Linked DNA regions of Mus musculus: region 2 is linked to region 1. A link is a contact called in ENCODE Hi-C data. All regions are on one chromosome and are shown on one strand. Each heading gives the region's core, a stretch centred on a gene start or an enhancer-like site at or near the end of the contact. The rest is flanking DNA. Distances are from core to core; before and after follow the strand shown.

The links. A loop is a pair of places that touch in the nucleus more often than their neighbours do.
Region 2: a loop to region 1 is called in a map of Patski, with 2.8 times the contacts of the local background. The contact joins the promoter of Tpgs1 here to the promoter of Ilvbl in region 1. A Hi-C loop is called at or near these places in 3 of 37 maps with a recorded cell type or tissue (Patski, T-helper 17 cell and regulatory T cell).

Annotation. Positions count from the first base shown.
Region 1 is chr10:78,572,748-78,578,044 of GRCm38, reverse strand. It overlaps Ilvbl (ilvB (bacterial acetolactate synthase)-like), which reads right to left and starts at 3,054. Exons shown (of 15, transcript NM_001359302.1): 1 at 2,814-3,054; 2 at 1,262-1,463; 3 at 1,018-1,145; 4 at 796-934; 5 at 592-703. The coding sequence starts at 2,948.
Region 2 is chr10:79,667,320-79,672,616 of GRCm38, reverse strand. It overlaps Tpgs1 (tubulin polyglutamylase complex subunit 1), which reads right to left and starts at 3,178. Exons shown (of 2, transcript NM_148934.3): 1 at 2,834-3,178. The coding sequence starts at 3,171. It overlaps Madcam1 (mucosal vascular addressin cell adhesion molecule 1), which reads right to left. Exons shown (of 5, transcript NM_013591.3): 5 at 4,075-4,380. The coding sequence ends at 4,250.

The DNA of each region.
Region 1 (5,297 bases), core at 1,805-4,304:
GTGATTCCAACATTTGAGAGGCTGAAAGAGAATTTTCAAGTTCCAGAACAGTCTGGGCTACACAGAATCTGGGCCGGAATTTTTTGGGCAAGGCCACAAAACAAAATCCCTTTGCTTGATCTGGCACTCAAAACAATTCTTGCACACCAGAGCATAAGAACCTGAATATCTTGTCCACTGATGTCACCTCCTGCCTATTCTGCTATCTAGCACATAGATCTGGCCACTAAATATTTGAGAGGGAAGGGGCAAGAAAAAGGAAAGGGAGAAGCTAGAGATAACTAGGTGGCAGAGATGGAGGAAAAGAAGAAGGAAAAGGAAGACAGGGAAATCTCTCAAGCTCTATGCCTGCCCATCTCCTCTTTCTGATCATAAGGGCCATGCCTTGCTTTGCTGGACCTACCAAGTTCCCTCCTGCCTCAGGACCTTTGCACATGAGTTACTTTCCCAGGAAAACTTTCCCTAGAGCTGGCTCCTCCAAGCCCATGTGAACTCAGTGAATGAGACAAAGAAAGAGGGATACATTTAGGAAGACGACCACAAAAGAGGCAAAAGAAGGAAGAAAGCTATAGTGGGGATAGCAGGACTCACCAGACAACCACACGGCCCATGAGGCTATTGGGCAACTTGGTTGGTATCATCTCCTTCTCAACCATGAAGTAAGGATATAGTACATCAAGAGGCAGCTCCACAAACACTGGACCTGCAGGGTAGGGAGGTTCAGTCTATGGCACCTGTTGCAGCAACCCCCAAGCTTCAGGGCTTGATTACTGTCCAGCTCCCTCCTCCACCTACCTGGGGTGCCTGACTGGGCAGCAGCTATTGCAGTCCTCAGGGTAGGTACAATGTCCCGTACCCTTCGCACAGAAGCACAAAACTTGCAGAGTGGCCTGAACAGAGACATCTGATCAATGGCCTGAAGTGCGCCCCGTTTCTGGCAGAGAAGGCAAGGGACAGTTATCAGATAAGCTTGAGAAGCCGTCTTGGGGACCCCACCTACCCTTAAGGACTAGGCACCTGCAGCAGGGTGCTGGCAGCTCCACCCAAAAGCAGGACTGGGGACTGTGCCACTTGTGCATTCTTCACTGCAGTCACAGTGTTGGTGAGGCCAGGACCGGCTGTCACTGCTGCCACACCCACTGTCCCTGAAAGAAAGAGCTGGTGACAACCATGCCATCCTCCCAAACATCGTCCTACCCCAAACCCCCTGCCTCTCATTCACAGGGGCCATGTCACTGTCCTGCTAGTCCCTGGTCCTTACCAGTCAGGCGGGCCACAGCATCAGCAGCAAAGACAGCAGTGACCTCGTGGCGTGTGTCTACCACTCGGATACCCAGCTTCTCACAGGCCACCAGCAGTGGGGAAATGTGCCCACCGACCAATGTGAAGACAAAGCGTACACCATGGGCTCGGAGCACAGCTGCGACACTCTCTCCACCATGCCGGATGCTTGTCTTGTCCACCTGGGTCAAAGGAGATGAGGAACAAGACAGTCAGAGGCCAGCCCAGGAGCAGGTACAAGAACAGGCAGGGGTAAGGTCAGAAGACAGACGAACTTAGATTCTGGTTAGAGACATACCACTTTAAATCCAATTCAGAGAAGGGTACACTGACTTAGCAAATTTATTGTTCTCTTTGTCCTACAGCTAAAAATGCCAAGACTTGCCCAAGTGATAGACTCCAACAGAAGAAATGTTCTTTTTGAAACTGTACTGAGGATTGAACCCTGGGCATAGATAGTGTTAGACAAGCACTCTAACCACTGAGCTATATCATCAGCTTTTACTAGGACAAGGTCTCACGAGGCTTTGAACTCCTTATGTAGCTTAGGCAGGGCTTGAATTTGTGACCATCTCTCCCCAGCCTACCAAGTAGCAGACTGAGATAAAGCCTATGTTCTTAAGTGGCTCTGGAGATTATAATGCCTGCTCCAGAGATACTGGGCCAGTTGAGAAGAAAGGAGATAGAGGTTAAATCTACAGAGAATCCAGGAGAGCCTGGCAAGAGGCAGAAGGCCCCTGGCTTAGATGTGTGCCTGCTTCCTAGTATCCCTGCAGGGCCTGGCACTTGGAGTGCTAACTCCATCCAGCCTATTGCCTCCCTCTGCTAGTGAGGCACAGGTCCAGCTGACATGCTGCCAGCAGCCATATGCCTAGCACGGAAGTGACTCCTGGCACAGACTACCCTGAGCATCCAAGCCTCAGTAGCTTCACGATCCCTACATACTTCAAGGTCAGTGGCACTGTCCCTGTCTAGAAGAAAAGGGACTGGGTAAGGGCAAGAATTTCTCAGAATGGAACAAGTGGTTTATAAGTATGACTTGTGGGGTCAGCTTTTCCCAAATCTGTCATCTAGAGAAAATACTAAACTTCTCTGTAGATCATTTGCCTCTTGTGGGCACAAGGACAGAAATTATAGCACTTACTTTGGTGAAGATGGTACGAAATATGCTAAGACAGTTCCTCAGAAGGGCTTACTATCAGAGCCCATTCCCTCCCCTGCCTACCTTCAGCCCACCAATCTCACTATGTTTAAAAGGCCTGCTCTGTTAAAATGACTCAGGCCCCTGGGTATGGAGGTAGGCGGAGAATGTGTGCTGTCCAGACAACGACAATTTCCCCATTATCTCGTACTAGTTACAAAGTCCAGGCCCATATACAGTTTGGCAAAGGGACAGAGCTCTGTAAAGAATCTCCCAACCAGCCACTTCTAGACTAGCTGGGACTCGCTTTCCACACCTGCACAGTGGATGAGCTGGAGAAACACCTTTAGTGCCTTCCTCCTACCCCTAGCCCTCCTTCTACCCTAAGCACCTTGTGCATCAGCTGATAGAAGAGCCCCAGTCTGTGAGCGACGCCCAGCACGGCAGCCACCAGCGTCCCAAACGCCAGGAGCAGGAAGGAGGGGAAGAAGCCTCCCGCAGATGCAGCGGCCGCAGAAGTTTCCATGAGGCAGAACCTAAGTAAGAAAGCACAGAGCCAGAATCTTAGTACTATAATCTAATCCGGAAGCAGGATCGTCCGCCGGACCTGGGCCACACCTCCCCGACCTGCCAGGCCACGCCCACAGACGCATCTAGACTGGACTTAAAGCCACGCCCCAGTGAGGCTAAGTCCGCCCCCTGACGTCACCACCTTCAAACTAAAAGTAGGCCACAGCAGGTCAAGGCGATCGCAGTAGCACCGAAACAAGGTTGAAATTCCTACTTACCTATCTGTTAACGAGCCCATGCAGAACCCACCCTCCTCAACGCTGGACTGGGGCTCAGCGGAGAGCCCGCCTCGCGCTTACATCATTGAGTCGTAAGGCCACACCCCCATCGGATCGCGCAGCCTAGGGTACGCTCCCCCACCCTCCCCACACACACCAGACTCTTGACCTTTGGCCTTCAGCCGAGGTCACTTTTCAATAGGATGCGCCTTCAGCTCCACTACATAGAACTCCCTTCCACCCATCCCCAAACAAGGCCCTATGACCTTTGCCTATAGGAAAGGTCCCTGACTGCAGTGGAACTCTGCCGCTTCTGGGTCACGTGACTGGGGAGTGTGGAGTGGTGCCCCTTTTGCCCACTTGGCTCTGCAGCGCCCCGTAGTTCAACGAGACGCGCGTGCGCCAAACTGGAGTCTCGCTGAAAAAGCTATCCGAAAGAGACGTTTATCATTGGTCGCTTCTCTCTCTCGCCTCTAATTGGCTAACATTACACCGCGCCTTCCACACCCGCGAGAACCATCTCGCGGCACGTTCCACGGGCGTGGACTGTGACACACCCCCCACCCGAGCTCCCCAGAACCCGCATTCCCGACCGCAACATATGCAAGCCCCTCCCCTTCCTGGACCACTGTGAGGCTTTGCAGGATGTTTAGAGAACTCCCTAGTGTTTGGTGCCAGGCCGGTTCAGTCATTTTCCAGGTTTCCAGCATCTGGGGACCTTTTACAAACTCCGATCTGTCTTACAAATCCCTTTCTCCAATTTATGTCTTTTTCTTTGACTGGCTTTTAATCAGGACCATCTGTGTAACCAAGAGTTTTGAGCTATTTGTTGAAGCCTGAACAATGGATATTTAACAATGTAAACCAGTGTAATAGTATGTGCTTTTATTCCCACCATTCCGAGTTCAAGACCAGGCTCTTCTCCATAGTGAGTTCCAGGACAAGCAGGAGTGCATAGAGACCAACCAAAAATCACAATCGCTTCAGCTGTGTCATGTCCACAAGATAGCATTCCACAGCCTTTCTCCCCATCTTTTGGCTCTTATATTCTTTCCACTTCCTCTTCCTTGGTGTTCCCTGACCTTTGCAAGCCATGGTATAAATGCCCTGTTTAAAGCTGATCGTTCAGCCATCCCTTCTCAGCAACTATGGTCTCTGATTAAGTTCTGTGATGGAACATTTGCCTAGCACAGGCAAAGCCATGGGTACCCACAAAAACCTACTCAACTATTTTTAGCCAAACTACCGTATGAATTATTTATGCTTACTGGCTGTGAGCATGCCTCCAATTTCGTCTTGAATCAAACAAGGTAGGCTTTTCCCTGCCATTCCATAAGAGTTGTTTTGGGAGAGTGCAGGGGCTGGACCTAGATTCTCTACCCATTTATAGCAGATGTGCAGCTTGGTCTTCTTGTGAGTCTCCTAACAATTGGAGCAGGGGCTGGCTGTCTCTGACTCTGCCTGCCATTGGATCCCCTTCCCCCAGCTGGTCTGCCTAGTCGGGATTCTGTGGGAGAGACCATGCTTAGTCCTATAATGACTTGATGTCCCAGGCTGGGCTGGTACCCAAGGGAAGCTTCCCCTTCTCTAAGGAGGAGAGGAGGGGATGGGGGGGGGGGGGACTTGTGAGGGTGGGACTAGGGGCAGGGCTTCAACCTCGATGTAACGTGAATAAATAAAAATTAAGAAAAGAATTGTTTTGGATTACTCCATCTATCTCCAAATTGGCCCTACTCCCTTCTGTCTCCTAACTCCATTCTCTTTCTAGGAGCAGTACAGGGAGCCACTCCTCCCCGGCCCTATTAGTGAGAGCCCTTAATTAAAAGGATCAACCACATACTTCCTGAAAGGGGCTTTTAGGTTCAATTACATTTCCAGGGCCAATAAAAAGATAGTATTTGGGCTGGTGATGTAGTTAGTGGCGAAGCCCTTACTTCTTATTTATAAGGTCCTGGATTCTATCCTCAGTAACAGAGAGATTGAGACAGAGACAGAAACACACAGACACCAAGAGACGGACAGAGACAAAGAATGAACTAGTTACTCTGTGTCAGCACACAGCCTTTCCTGGCACATTTCTTCACTTA
Region 2 (5,297 bases), core at 1,929-4,428, 1.1 Mb before region 1:
AGGCTGGGATGACCTATGGGTGAACATACTCCTGTTCCAAGTCTTTACACTCAGGGAGCTCCCGGCAAGGATGCTGACAGCACCCTGCAGTGTCTGGAGTGTCTCACAAGGAATGGCTCGTGGCACAGGGGAGCTCAGGCTGACTAGTCTTTCAATATGACCGGCCAGAAACTCAACTCTTTTAAGTCACATAGTTTTGCTTGGTCAAAAGAGTCCTAAGAGAGTCATGAAAATGACTCCCTTACAGCTTTGGGACAGTAGAGTCAGTGTCTCTCTCCTGCCACCATCATCAGCATGGTAGCTAGGAAGGTTTGCAGGGGCTGCAGCCTGAGGGTGTAACTCCTGGCTTGGCCTCTAGTGGCCACGTCTCCAGCCATCTTCGGGTTGAACAATAACCCTAAGTGGCTCTCACAGGCTGGCAGGGAGGTGACTGGTGAGGGCATCATGGCTGTGGCCTATGGAGACCTGGGAGGGACTCCCCCCAGCTCTGATGCTCTGGTGGCCTCACAAACTCAGGCTCTCAGGTCTTGAGAATTGGACTGGCTACTGCTGGCAGGCCTCAGTGGTGGGGTTGCCATGTGTGCAGGCTTCAGGCCGAGCACTGCACAGGGACCCACTCTCTCCATACACATCACTCACAGGGTGTTAGGTGGGGAACAGTGGTTTTCCCTGGGGAAGAAAGAGCCTAGCTCTGTGAGCCATCAGACAGATGGGGCTGTGGCTTCTAGGGTAATTCCCAGATGCATCTCTAAGGATTCCACCTGCCTGCTGGCTCCCCCCCACCCCCCCGCCCTTTGCTCTCCTATGTGGCTGACAGTTAGTGATATAACACTAGTTCCTGGGGTGAGTGTGGGGCATTGGGCTATACACAGACAGGCTAGTCTTCAGTAGAGCTGAGGTCTGAACCCCGGAATGGTCATAATTCACCTACATGACATGGTAGGTGTTCCCTCGTGCTCCTGGAACTCTGGCTCCTGTCTAAGTTACCACCCCCTCACAGCCCCACAAGAGAAGCATGGCTAAGAAGTCACGTAGGCAATGGCCCAAGCTTCTGACCTTGGCTAAACTCCTCCGCAGTTACCTAGCAACAGTAAAGACCATAAAAGGGGCTGTTAGGCCCCTCCTCACCTCTCTCTTACCCCTCACTCTCACCCTCTCCTCCCTCCTCTCTCTTACTCTTTCTCCCTGCCTTTCTACAATAAAGCTCTAAAACCACAGTCTCTGCTCATCAAGATCCGCTGCACTCACTCTCGGCCGGTGTGGGAACCTCTCTTCCCCTTTCCCTCTCTCCTATAACCCTGGGGCCTGTTTAGAGAAGTAGCCCCGGGGCTCCCAGGTTGGGCTGCCCCTTGTCCACCCCCCCCCCCAAAGAGTACGTCAGAGGCTTGGATGCCCACCTGGGGCTGAGTGGAAAGAGTCTGGTAGCCCTCTCACGTCTGCCTGACCAGAGCATAGGTGGAACTCTGGCGGGACGTGGGTCTTTCCTCCCTCTCTTCCCCAGGGTCCCTTTTTAGTTCCCACAGGTGAGTAATGGCCCCAAGTTTGGGTCCACACAGAACCTCAGAATATGGTAAACACACAGCTTTCAGCTGGTTAAAATGAGGCCTTGCCAGAGGATGGCAGGTAAGGATCCAGTGACTGGCACAGAAACCAGGTAGTGAAGGACACAGAGACCTGGTGACATGATCACAAAGCTTGCCCCAGATCCTCAGGTGAGGCTGACTTCAACTCACAGAAAACACTTCTATTTTAAATCCCTAGGTTCATTGCTCTTCATCCCTGGGAGAATTCCGGATGCCCCCAGTAAGCAGTTTGTTCCTCCCCTGGGCACCTCACGGTGTGGTCTTGTGTGCGTATTCTCTGCTGATACCTTCAGTCTCCCACTCACATACCCCAATGCTGTCCTAGCTGAAGACTGTCCGTCTACATTCTCGCTGGTTTTCTCCCTTTGTGCCTGTACCCCTCCCCTCTAGCCACATGGGCCCGCCATGCTCCACCCTTCCCTTCTTGGCTACCATCTTGGATACTGAGCCCCTTCCCTCTGGTGCAGAGATGTCTGGTCTGCTCAGCTGGAAATGTATGATCTCTGGACTTTCACTTCCCTAGGGAAGGCCTGAGCTACTGTTGCCCAACGTCTTCCTCCTTGCGGCCCCCTCCCCTGCTCTCCTCCCTGAGTCTTCCTCCAAGCACCCTTTGGAAAGCCACTCCCATGCTGAGACCCTCAGGCATTTGGTCACCCCCTGGCTGATGATGCCCTACTGATCAGCTTCCCTCATCCACTATGCAATGAAAAAGCGTCCTTAGTCGTCACCTACACTGGAACTACTCCCACTGCGGAGCTCCCTGCAGGGTTCACGTCAGGCTCTAGACCAGCCTGTGCTCTGCGTGTGCATCTAAGGAACTTCTGTCTGGGGCCTGGGGCCTGAGTACACAGGCTGTCCATCTCCTGGACAAGCACCACACTATTTATACTACCTTGCTGGGCTTCTTGACCTCCCAAAACCCTTGGCTGCGAGGGCAAAATGGACTCGGGTTCAAAAGCAACCTCCTCCAGGCCGTAATCACCTGGAAGCTCATGCAATAGATGGACGATGGATTACAACCCCCAGCACTTCCTACCCGGACCACAATATCCAGTACACCCCGCGCACACTGCAGGCGAAATCGATGCGAGGCGTGCCGAGAACCTTAAACCTGCCTCAAGCCGACCAGACCCGGGAAAAGAGGAAAGACCACTACTCCCGGAAACGCCCCGCGCCGGCGGCGAGTTGCTCCCGCGCGGGGCCTGTCGGGAATTGTAGTTCTGGTACCCCCGTCCGCCATCGGTCCGCACCTCTGCGAGTGGTGAGCCAGGCGAAGGTGCCACAGCGCGCGGCCCAGGCGCTGTTGCTGCAGGAGGAGCTGGCCCGGGGGCTCCCCGGCGCCTCCGTTGGTCGGCGAGCGTAGACCCATGTTCTCGAAGTAGTGCGCCAAGAAGGCGATGGGCTCCTCGGGCCGGATCTCCAGCACCTTTAGGAGGGCTGCGCGCAGCATCTCCGTCACGCCGAGCTGCCGTAGGAAGTCCTCCTCGCTCTCAGCGGCCGCCGCCGCCTGAGACACCGACGTCCGGCCACTGTCCGGGAAATTGGCCGCTGGTGCTACTGCCGGCCGCCGTTTCTCCACTGCCGCCATCTTTGTTGGGGGCAGCGGGACCGGAAGCGCCGCCATAATTCACGGCGCGATGAGGCGCCTTCCCTCGACGACCATTTTTGTTAAGGGCAGAGGCAGCGGCCCCCCTCTCTGAGAATCTCGATAGTAACAAGCGCAAGCGACCTTTTCCCCCTGTGCCCCTGGCTTTCTCTGTGTGCGTTTTCCTGCTACTCCATGACTGCATCTTCTAGCTTCGGTCTGGAATTGTGAGCTTGCCAGACTTCAAAATGGTCCCCCAGGAAGGGCTTGGTTTCTGGCTTGAAGCGCGATACCTTGCCATCTTGGTAGTGGGCAAGTCTTCCTAAGCATGGTCTCCTAGCAACCAGGCACCCTGGGTACCAGATAAACCCCGCAAAGCTCACCAGGAATCTAGGGCTGAAAGCGGAGTTCAAACCGTTTTCTGCGTTTGCTCCCAGACTCGGCCTGGGCTCTCCCGGGTTTTTGGCCTCACTTAGTCTCCTTCCGAGCGTTAAGGTGCCTGAGCGGAGTTGTCACCAGATTCCTTCCTTTCCCAGACTGTTACCATTTCTGACCACCAGAGGGGGGTGCTCTCTTTGCAATTCTGAACTGCTGTGGCTTTCTAGTATCCTCGCATGTCCCTTTTCTGTGTTATCTTTGGCTCTTTATCTACTGACATACTTTTTATTCCCTTGTCTGGCATCCATACCGCTCTTCGTGTTTTCCCAGGTTACCCCCCAAGTACTTTTTCTAAGCCACTGGATATCTCCTTAGTTACTCTTGTTAAATGCAGGCATTTCCCAGCCTAGTATCCTGTTGCTCGACCTACCAAAGAAAACTGGGATGTGTGACTGTCTCCAGGGACTCTGGCTGTAGGGATAGGTGATGTACAAAGCCTTCCTATTCACAGTACGAAAGAATATGCCAGTGGCTAGATACGGGGCTTTTATTTAGCTCTGGGCCAGCAGGCAGAAAAGCCCAGAAGTCAGGAGAAACTTATAGATGTGCTGACCACCAAGGAAAGAGGCCACACTATCATCTTGATGCCCCAAATCCTGCAGCTGGTCACTCTCTGCCTCCTTTAGTCTGGCATAATGGAGCTTCATAGGTGTGTACATGAGCTAGTGTCTGGGCGAGGACCTGGCCGGTAGCATTTCCACAGGCGGTAGGCAAGGAAGACCAGTGCAAGCAGCCCCAGCACCAAGCTGCCAATCCATAGGACGACGGTGGAGGCTGAAAGAGTAGGAAGAGAAAGGCTGCCATCAGTCCCAGTGCCTGTGGGCTCCACAGAGGGAACATACATAGGCCCTTACAGTTTAAAAGTGGACTTAACTAGCCAGCCTCTACTTGGGTAGAAAACAGCCACCCAACCAGACATACTCAAAGACAGCATGGAAGAATGAATCTACTTAAAGGGAAGCTTTTGTTTCTAAATTACGGTCTCACTCTGTAGCTTAGGCTGACATTGACCCTTCTTCTTCTACAGCTCAAGTACTTAGATCATAGCTTGTGTGCCATCGTGCCCAGCTTAGTTCTGTTTTGTTTTGTTTTGTTTTGTTTTGTTTTGTTTTTTGTCTGTTTTGTTTTGATTTTTTGAGACAAGAGTCTTCTATGTAATCCTGGCTGTCTGTCCTGGAACTTGCTCTGTAGACCAGGATGTCCTTGAACTTAGAGATACACCTGCCTCTGAGATTAAAGGTATGTGTCACCACCACCACCTGGCTTAAGGTTTATTTTTTTAATGTTTATTTTGTGTGTGTGTGTGTGTGTGTGTATCTGTGTGTATGCCACAAATGCAGGTACACTTGGAAGTCAGAGGAGGATGTCAAGTCTCCAGGGTCCTGGAGTTACAAGTGGCTATGCGTTTCTTGTCTCTGCCTCCTGAGTGCTAGGATTAAAGACATGCGCAAACACACCTGGCGTCTTATTTGCATGTGCAGGAGTTATTTTAGTGTTGATGTACATATGTGTACCATGCACACATGGTGCTCTGGGAGGCCAAAAGTGTGGGTTACATTCCCTGAATCTGGAGTTACAGATGTTTGTGAGCTATCACATGGGAAGTGAACCCAGGTTCTCTGTAAGACCAGTAAGTACTCTTTAATTTCTGAGACATCTGTTGCTTCAGACTCAATTAACGTATTTAAAAA